Regions from separate parts of the Homo sapiens genome. Here region 1 is linked to region 2. A link is an interaction called in ENCODE POLR2A ChIA-PET data of the cell type or tissue named here. Cell type or tissue: MCF 10A. All regions are shown on one strand. Links, peaks and the distances in the headings refer to the core of each region. The heading gives the core; the rest is flanking DNA.

Evidence for each region. Peaks named below come from ENCODE experiments on the same cell type or tissue, not always from the same donor. Only the 100,000 strongest peaks of a DNase experiment are listed, where the experiment ranks them.
Region 1: POLR2A ChIA-PET joins it to region 2 with 7 read pairs; 2 of 35 experiments call an interaction of 5 or more read pairs at or near these places.

What each region holds. Positions count from the first base shown.
Region 1 is chr9:13,977,559-13,982,944 of GRCh38, forward strand. All of the region lies in intron 4 of LOC101929507 (a long non-coding RNA gene), which reads right to left. Among named protein-coding and RNA genes, the nearest start is that of LINC00583, 52 kb to the left of the region's middle. In MCF 10A, for the core only: no CTCF peak of the experiment used is centred there; a DNase peak (open chromatin) is centred at 2,203.
Region 2 is chr9:14,126,177-14,131,562 of GRCh38, forward strand. The region is part of intron 6 of NFIB (nuclear factor I B); the gene reads right to left. Among named protein-coding and RNA genes, the nearest start is that of NFIB, 190 kb to the right of the region's middle. In MCF 10A, for the core only: no CTCF peak of the experiment used is centred there; no DNase peak of the experiment used is centred there.

The DNA.
Region 1 (5,386 bases), core at 105-5,104, 150 kb before region 2:
CAATTGGCAGACTGCCTACGTGACCAAGACTTGGCTCCACACAGAAACGTTCAACTGTTATTCCTAATAAGCCCTATAAAACAGACCCCAAACAGCCACAGACCAGATTTATAAGGTGGTTGGGGACGGGGAGATAGTAGGATTTGAAGAGATCGTGAAAGAACAAAAGATCTTCCACATGGGTTTGGATTATAAGTGATCTGTAAAAAGAACAATCATGCACAGAATACTATCTGTGGACCATGGCCTCCAGAATGTCAACATCTAAACCATACATGCATATTTTGGGGAAAACTATCTCTCTTGTTTTTAAGTGAATTGTTAGCTTGTACCATGAACTATATCAACTTGCAGAACATTAAAGTGAAAAGGGTATTAGACCCCATCTTAATTAATGTCATCGTTTTCCCCTAAGGGGAAAAATGTCCAAAGACACAGCACAGTCAACTTTTAATACTGTGGACCAATCCTGTGTTCTGGAGATAGAGCATAAATGTGAAGAGACAAGCATGGGCTCTGGATCAGACAGATTCGGCATGGTGTCCCATCTCTGCCACATTCTAGACGCTACTTCCCCTCTTAGAGTCTCTGTGTCTATGCCTCCTAGGTCAGAATAAGATCAGATCGAGGTCAGCAATGGCTGCCTCTCTCTAAATGTGGCACTAGCCCCTGCTCAGGCAGCATTCATAACAAGAAGAGTGTTTGCATTAGGTAAGATGAGAAGATTCCAAGAAAAAAAAAATAACTTTTAGTGGATTGGCAGAAAAAGAAAAAAAAAAATCCATCAAATATTCTGGTGCTTAAGTTTTCCCTAGATCCCTGGGGCTTCTAGAGCCTACCTTCTAGGACCCACTGGGGCAAAGAGAGACTGAGGGGGTGGGATTCCAGGACACTCCTACCCACCTCTACTCCCACCTTCAACTAGAGCAGCTTTGTGTCTTTCTCTTTCACATATTGGGCTCCTCAGCTGTACCCCATTAAGAAATATGTACGTTTATGTACATATCAATTATCCTCCCACCTTCACTCAAAATGCTCGTGGTGAGAACAGCACAGAACTGAATATAAAATAGCTGGGCAGTCTCAGGCAAGTCACTTGCCATCTCTGGACCTTGTACATCTTATCCCTAAAATGGGAGGTTTGGATCAACGACTCCTCAGGTCTCCTTCTGGTGCTAACAGCCTCCCCTCCACCTGTCCTCCCCGTAATGTGCAGCCACCAGCATAGTGAGAGGAGGCATTTTCCTTTCCCTTTCCTGGTGCAGAGAAGCCATTCTCCTTCCCAGCGAACACATTAGACTTGGGCACGAGCCACTCCCCTTCTTCTTTTTCTTCATTTGAAGTTCCAACTTCTCCCAGGATAACAAGCCTCTCCAATCTGACTGACTTAAAAAACCTTTTCTGTCACTCACTTCTTCATGCTAGGGTGAAGTTTTTTCTGCGCACCTTTCTCCCTCCCCTCAAGGGTTGTGAAGAAAGGGAGGAGAGGAGTTCTTGTTTCTCGCTCGCTCTTTTTGTTTTGGTTTTTTGTTTGTTTTCGTTTTCTGTTTGTTTGTTTGTTTGTTTGTTTGTGACAGTCTCACTGTCACCCAAGCTGGAGTGCAGTGGCGTGATCTCAGTTCACTGCAACCTCCGCCTCCTGGGTTCAAGTGATTCTCCTGCCTCAGCCTTCTGAGTAGCTGGGATTATAGGCGCCCACCACCACACCTGGCTGATTTTTGTAGTTTTAGTAGAGACAGGGTTTCACCATGTTGGCCAGGCTGGTCTCGAACTCCTGACCTCAGGTGATACGGCCGCCTAGGCCTCCCAAAGTGCTGGGATTACAGGCATGAGTCACCACGCCCAGCATTTCTCGCTCTTTTTGACTTGCCCTAGTCTGTCTAATATTGTCCTGGCAAAGAGAAAAGGAAGCGGGGCTAACTCAGTGTGTTGGGGAGACAAGCGGTTTTAAGCAATCCTGACTACACTTGCCATAAAATGCCAGCTGTCCATGTTTGTTGAACTCTGAGACTTGAATAATATTGTGCACTTTATCTTTATGGCCTCTTTTATGCTAACAGGCCTAGGGGTAGCAAAAAAGGGCAATGTACTGTAGTCTGCTAAAAGCTTTGCCATTTGATTGCTTCATAATTTCACCATTCATCTAATTTGGAGTGCACATTTGTGCAACAAACCTGTCTGTCACCCTTAACAAGCTCTTTGGTACAGACCGGAACAATCTCCCATAATGTAAACAACCTTCTCCTTCAGCAGAGAAAGAAAACACACAACAGGTTTTCAACACTTGCAGAAGTAATTGCCTTGGACTTTCCCACCCCTGGTATTGGATTTCTCAAGTCCCAGGACTCTTCATCAAGGAATATCTTTTAAAACATTTTCCCCCTATTCTTTCTTCAAAGCAATTCCATACACATTTTCTTAACACCTTCTATGCATAAGCCCCCACACTAGGAAATGCAAGCTATGGGACCCTCTGTAAGATCTGGGCTTTGCTTCCTGGAGAAAGTCCCTTCTGTAGTAAAGAGAGCACATGCTTTAGAGTATGACAAATGTTGTTTTGACTTTGAGTCTTCCACTTGGTAGCTGTGTGACCCGGGCAAGTTAATCATTTTCTTCCAGCCACATTTTCTCATTTCCAAAATGAGGTCTAGATATTAGCTGCTATAGATTGGGGGACACCAAAAAGGACGTTAAATGTATGTGCATACACATAATTAATAATATAAAGTGAATTAAATACATTTAAGTGTCATCTACTGTCTGCTCACCCAGCCTACAATTTCCTATCTCAATTCCTTGAATCAGCCACCTTTTATTTATTCACATACAAATACACACAAACACCAAAGGAAAGAGAGAGTAAGGGAGAGGAAAAGAGATGTGGATTTCATTTCGCTTCTTCAGCAGCTTCCCTTAGGATAAAGACCTTTCCTCAATTAATGAAATTTTCTAATTTGCACAATGTAATAGCTGACACAATTGAATTGAAGGAAGGATAGAGAGTAGACCATGCCACATTTCCATCAATCTGTAGAAACATTTAAAGGTCTATAAGAATTGAAATGGTTTAAATTGAAGAAAATTCTCAAAAGGGATCTAACAAGTCACAAGAAGGAAATCTGGGGGCTACCATATCAAAAATGACAATGAACATTGTGATTTAAAGTTGAAAATAAGCTTGATTTTTTTTTTTACTGCTTTGACAAGATTGACTATTGGCTTTGATGTCATATTAAAAAAATTCTACAATAAAAATTCCATAAGAGTTATGGGACCATTTCTTAATTATAACCATCAAAAGTAGGTAAACAAGGCAAGCACCTTCTTTCTAAATGACTGAGTAGAAAAGCTAATGACAGATAACATTTAAAACATAAGGACCTGAAGAACTTCTTTACCTTCTCTTTTATGAAAGAGTTCAAGAGTGATGAGATAACGAGTGAGATAATGAGATGTGAAATGGATAAATTATAGGAAGGTAAAAAATGGCTAAAGCATTGTAGAGAAAAAAACAATATATTCTAATTAGCTGAGCCTGGAAGTTGGCATTTAAGGGAAGCTAAGGAGCTTATAGGGTTATTTATTTGGGTTTTTCATTTTGTTTTGTTTTAGATATGCTGAAGACTGCAATTTATAAAATTATGTGTCTGTCACTCCTACCAAACCATGAGGTCCTGGGGAGAAATGAGACACTATAATGAACCAGGGTCTTCAACTAGGCCCAGCCTACAGGATGCATTTAGTGATGATGATGACAAAGACAACAATGAAAGCAATAAAAAAAAAAAAAGAATAGCTAATGCAACTGGAATAATAACAGTTAACATGTATTCAGCTCCTACTGTGGCCCCAGACACATTTCTACGAATTGTATATGATGTATATACATATGTATATACATACATCCTAATTAAATACTTAGGTGATCCTCAGTAGAGACAATATTAGTTTTCCAACACATTTGCAGAATATCTTCTTTTTTTTTTTTAGAGACAGAGTCTTTCTCTGTCCCCCACGCTGAAGTGCAGTGGTGCAATCACAGCTCACTGCAGCCTGGAACTCCTGGACCAAGAGATCCTCCCACTTCAGCCTCCTAAGTAGCTGAGACTACAGGCATGCACCACCATGCCTGGCTAATTTATTACTTTTTGGTTTGTTTCGTTTGAGACAGGGTCTCGCTCTGTGGCCCAGGCTAAAGTGCAGTGGTATGATCTTGGCTCACTGCAATCTCCACCTCCCGGGCTCAAGTGATCATCCCATCTCAGCCTCCTGAGCAGCTGGAGCTACAGCGCACCACCATGACCTGCTAATGTTTCTATTTCCAGTAGAGACAGGGTTTCGCCATGTTGCCCAGGCTGGTCTGGAACTCCTGGGTTCCAGCAATCTGCCCCGCTCAGCCTCCCAAAGTGTTGCAAAGTGCTGGGATTACAGGTGTGAGCCACCACGGCCAGCCTCTTTTTGTTCTTAATAATTCATGATTCCTTGTCACTCCACCCTTCAAAGAGCCATGGCTGTCTAACTCAGATTACAGAAAGTCTTACGAGACAGAAGACCATGGCTCAAAGAGGATATCCCTGCCAGAGGAGAAGAAAAAGCTAGTCTGTTCAGCCCTGAAGACTGTGAAGCCAAAACTTCAATGGGGGCTATCCATGAATAGAGGGATTGTGTGCAATTTTACTTCTCTCTTGTGTACTTACTTATATATGCCTATATGAAACAAGGAACGTGTATTACTTCTAAAATAAGTAAAGAAAGACATTATGGAGCCATTTTTTTAAAGAGAATGATATGCTACAGTCCATGAAATGAATTTCAATCAACAATAAAATAGTTAATGCTAAGACACATTACAATCAGTATTACAAAAGAAAAACAAGAAGCAATGTCATTATGAACACTGAGTGTCACTTGAGATTTCTGTCTAGTTTGAGGCCTGAATGCTCTGAGCCCTGAAAATAATAATAAAAATGATTTTGAGAAAGTAAAACAGGACCTCTCTTGAAAGGTTAAGAAAGCTGGGATGAAAGAAGAATTGAGGGACAATTTATCAACAAATTCAAATTGTCATAAAAATGATATTGACCAGCTGTTCACCACCTCCATTTAGGACAAAACAAGACAAACATATATCAAATTGCCATGAGTTTGTTGTTCAACAGTAAAACAACCTTCTCGAACATAAATGTGATAGATACTGAAATTCATAGCTCTTTATCCCTGGAAATACTTCAAACTAATATATATGGGCAACTCTTGAGGGTCTGCATATACAGTTTTGCACAGAAGCTAGACAAGTTACATTCTTGCAAGTCTAACATCACTCTAATCCAATGGATTTAAACTATTTGAACCATGATGAGAGGCCTTCATGTAGTGCTGTATATAA
Region 2 (5,386 bases), core at 77-5,076:
GGTCACGATATCACTGATTTCACAGCTTTTATGGAAAACTCATTCACTTGATTAGCAAAAAGTACATTCCTTAATTTACTCCTTCTGCAAACGTTTACTGGGTTTCTGTACTGGCCAGGTAAAATGAAGATGTCAAAGAAATTAAAAGTAATTCCTGCTCTAGGGATGCTCACTGTTGGTGAGGAGGAAAATGATTAGAAGAAAATGGTTGTGAATGGTTGAGAGGTACAATGTGTGTTGAGAGCAGGGAAGTTTTGGCATTTGCTGCTACATCGCCAGCTGCGATGTACAGGACAGATATCGTCTCAGTCTCCCCAGGATGAGGAAGGCATTTCTCATTGGTGCCATTTTCAAAATGTGAATGAGGATGACATTCTCAGAGAGGAAATACTCAGAAAAAAAGATGGCACAGAATACACAAGTAAACAGTGTGTGGAGTGGTGAAAGATGAAGAAGAGGAGCAAGCCTCTTGCAGGTCCCACAGGATGACGGGTCTCCAGCTTCCTGTACAAACGTCTGAATGCTTACCCTCATAGGAGAAACGCCATAGATGGGCAAAACATGATCACAATGACAGTTTAAAACAATTCCCCCAGAAACTAAATGGAGGGCGGACTGGCCAAAACAGAGACAGAAATCATGAAGACCACTTCAGAAGACAGATTCATCAATACATTCATTCCATAAATACTTGTTCAAGACCGAATGTATGCCACATGCTGCACTAGCCTGGGACACACTGGTGAACTGGACTCACTTTCGGCTCCTTTAAAGCTTAAAATCTAGTGAGGCGATGTGGACAAGTAAGAAGGAATTGCAAAGGTGCTGTGATAGGAAAAGAATTCAGAGATTTCGGGCTTCATTCACTCATTCATTTCATAAATATTTAATACTGCCAAAAGATAGATCATGAGAGCTTGAAATAAGAATCATGATAGAACTAATGCAATAAATATTTTAACAGGGTTCACCCAATTAAATTATTAAGCAATGTAGACTGTCATCATCTTAGTTGACTAAGAGACTATACCATGCAGTTTGTTGGAATAAGCAGGGAGTTGAGAGATATGCCTTGGTTTTAACATCTTGAGTGCTGTTGACTTTAATGGAAGTTTATCAACTCATAGTAAAATGTTATAAAAATGATGAGCTATAAAATTTGTATTTTATTATGAAAAATGTTAACTGTATTCACAAGTAGACAGAATTGTAATGAATCCTCACGTACCGATAACCCAACTTCGGCAATGATCAACTCATAACAAATCTTATTTCATCTTTATCCCCATCTACACTTTCTCTCCCTGTGGTACTTTGAAGCAAATCCCAGATATCATATAACTTTGCTTCTAAGTAGTTCAGCATGTATCTCTAAAAGAAAATAAATCTTTATTAAAAGAAAAAAACACCAAAACTTTATCACACATACAAAATGTACACAATTTGCATTTTTGAGTTTTCTTGAAATTAGAAAAAGACCTTATGGTGCTATTAATATGAGAAACTAATTATCATTACATTTTACCATTTGAAAAATTACCTAAGCTCTGGTAAAGGCATTCATAAAATTAAATATGCATTTTCAGCATGGTGGCATTTAAAGGATGAATATGCTACTGTAAAGGCAGTAGACATCACAGTCTACAAAAAATGCCAGGCGGATTTGTAGCTGTAAGCTACAATTTGTGACTAACTGGCTGTTGTGAATCTATCAGAACTTTGATGAGTCAGAGAACCATTTCTGTATATCTTTTTCAAAAAAAAAAAAAAAAACCAGAAATAAATTGTTCATAAAACCACAGCAATTAATGCCACTATAAAAAAAGAAAAAAAATTTAAACCATGGTTTAAAAAATAGACAAAGCTCATTTTGCTATCTTCAAGATGCCAAAAATAATACTTAATGTCGCATAAGAGCTATGTGATTTCAAAAGGTAATACTACAAATATAGGCCTCTAACTAATGGATGTAAAATCATAGACATACAGATTATTAAGAGGTGGAAAGAACCTCTATTCTGTCTTTCTTGTTATAGATGATGCAATCACTTGCCATTCCAAATTTTTAATTTAAAATTAACTGTTTGAAAAAGAAACTGGGAACTTTTTATTGATACTCTTCTGCTTTACCTATGTTTAAATATAAATTTCAAGTAAAATGTAACTGGGTAAATCAGTTTCTAAAAATTCCATAGAATAAATAATAAAGCATAATTATACCTCATTTTAAAATAATTTAGGCCGGGTGCAGTGGCTCACGCCTGTAATCCCAACACTTTGGGAGGCTAAGGCGGGTGGATCGCCTGAGGTGAGGAGTTCGAGACCAGCCTGGCCAACATGGTGAAACCCCGTCTGTACTAAAAATACAAAAATTAGCTGGGCGTGGTGGTGGGCACCTATAATCCTAGCTACTTGGGAGGCTGAGGCAGGAGAATCGCTTGAACCTTGGAGGCAGGGGTTGTAGTGAGCCAAGATAGTGTCATTGCACTCCAGCCGCGACAAGAACAAAACTCTGTCTCAAAAAAAAAAAAAAAAAAATTAATGTGACCACAGCTTGAGAAACAGAACAGTGTCGTTCTGGGTATGTCATTTCTGGAGAAGAGGATCAATTAAGGCAACTGCAACTACTGTAACTATATCAGACTTTTCATTAAACTCAGGCAAATTCATGGGTCTCCTTTTGTAAAGGGCACATAAATCAAGGGTGTTTATATAGAAGTTGAAGATGATTATGTAATTTTTAATGTAAATTATATAAATTTTAAGAAGCAAAGCATTTGTATTTTCTTAGCCAAAATGACACACTTGCTTTTACTGAGTAATTATTATGGGTCCATTTATTTTTTCAATTCTTTTTTGGGCATGCACCTAATAATAACGGTACGTTCATAGAGGATTATACAGACCAACACAGAAGAAACAGAATACAATTTGCTGTTCAAGTTGCAAAAGGAACCACAAACTCTTTCCTTAAACAACAAAAGTAACTTATAATAGTAAACATAAGAATGGGAAGGTTCACTGACCAAACTGAAAGGATTTGCTTTAGAGACAGGTGAAGAACGGTAGTATCAGAATATAGGTTTAATTGCCTTTGTTTTCTCATTAAATGAAATTAATTCTTGGCCCATTAATAAAAATACACTGCTACACAGCATGCAGAAGGCACTATGCTAAGAACTTAGGAAGATACAAAAGTGAATCCCCGCTCAAAAAAAAAAAAAAGACAAAAAAACAAAAAAAAAACACCCTCTCTAGACTAGAAGGGGAAATAAAAGATCAATTATCTGGGGAAAAAGTAAAGATAGAGTTTCTAGCTATTACATTTTAATCATGAACCAAACTAGTGTTATTTTAATTTTAATTTATTTTGAATGTCTACAGTCTAAAAGGCTTCATGCCAAGGTGAAAAATGATATTGTTTCTATGTGTAATGTGCTCATATGCTACAAAAAAAAGTTTGAAGAATGAATATATAGAAAAGATACTTTAAAGTGACCTTTCTGTGAAGAAAAACAAATACCACGCTTTACACAATCTACTGTCCCTCAAGCAGGAAGAATACTACATAAAAAGATTAAGTTGAAAATAAGTTGAATAATAATAAAGTTGAATAATGCATAAATATATAATAACTTGAATAATGCATACATAATAATGCATAAGTTGAATAATACATAAAATAAAGCAGCTGAAAAGAGATGCAAAATGATAGGCAAAGGATTAGCTGATGTTTCTACTGGTGGGAGGGAGGCAGGAGTTGCTGGTAGTTGAAGAGAAACAAGTAGAGGCCAGTGATGGCTTAAAATCAGACAGAACAATTTAAATTTGATTTAGAAAGTAATAATTTATAAATGAATTGATTTTAGAAGAAAAAACTTTCCAAAAATTTGACTTTTTTTTTCTGTTCTCACCGCCCTTTTCACTTGTACCTGGCTGAACCAAAAATTTTCTTCCTAGTCTCCTCCAGGCCTTCCTCTCCATGGCACTTTATAAAAACCAGCAGCTGGCATCGTATCCTTCAAACAGTATCTTTCTCATTGCAAGATCTACCACAGTATCACATTTTTAAATAGCTCTTTTTCTTTGTTATTCCATTTTGTTTAAACTTCAGTGAAGCTAATTTTCTTATGGCTTCCATTAGGAGCAGGAGAAATATGTTTTTAACTCTGTGCCATCCCTGATCTATGACATTCCCTTGAACTAGAAAATGAGGCATTTCCACTCTCCTTATTCCACGCATAGAACAATGTTTTATCCACTGAACAAACTTGTTTTCTCCTTAAGTAATCTCTCTTGGAAATCCCTGAGATCTAGATTTCATTAATGATCTTTTGTTTGTATCTTATATTGCTTGATGAATTTTTCATTGTTATTTACTTGTATCCACTGCGTATGCTTTTTTTAAAAAGGTGACTAATGGCTTACCTCCTAAGGAACATGCTTTTACCAAAAACACAAAAAGATGTAGAGGCTGGAAGAATATGCTACTTGGGAAGAGAATGAAAAAAAAAAGTAGAAATGAAAGAAAGAAGAGGTAAAGCAGGCACCGTGTCTAGGCAGCTTATTTTAGAATCTCTGGCATGTGAAAGAAACTGTATTATGAAGTGATGACTAGTAGTGCAGGATGAGAAAAATAACCATAGCCAGTATATCTTAAAATTCATGTTCCATGAATAAATATCACCAGATGAGAAGTAGCTGACTGTAAAGCAAAGAGAAAAGAAAATCAATCACTGAGATTCTAGTAAGTGTGAGGAACTATGGCTATGCATCAAGATGCCAAACAAAACCACGTGGTCCCTGTCTTGGTGATGCTCATGGTTTAGTAGAGAGGGCAGAAATTAAAGACAGAAATGCATTAAATAGTTGCAATCATAATAATACTGGATTGCAGAAAGAATTCTTCTTAATGACAGATTAGAGAGAATAATTTTTTTAAAAAGATTCACATTGATGGTGTTATTCTTCAATGTGTACACCCATGTTTACATTTATAACTGGAAAATTAGCTATGACTTTAGAAACTCATCGTGTAGTTGAATATGGAATAAAAGATCACCATGTAAGAAAAAAGTTCAAGTAGGCTACTGATAAAGTTGGTTCATTTATTCTTAAGCATCCCTTTAAATAAGTATTTTGCAAAATCAAATTATCACACGATTTTTCCTGACCATACTATATATATTTTTGGCACTGTAACATATATACATCCTAGGCCTTGATGTGTTATTTATTTCACGTCATCACTTCAAAGAGATAAGGACTTAAGCAAATAAAGAGTTAGATCAACTCATCTCCCAACAAGGTAATTTCATCTACAAAGGAAGAGAGTCGCTGTGAAACACAGCGTATGTACTCGACTCATCGGCAGCTTGCACAAATT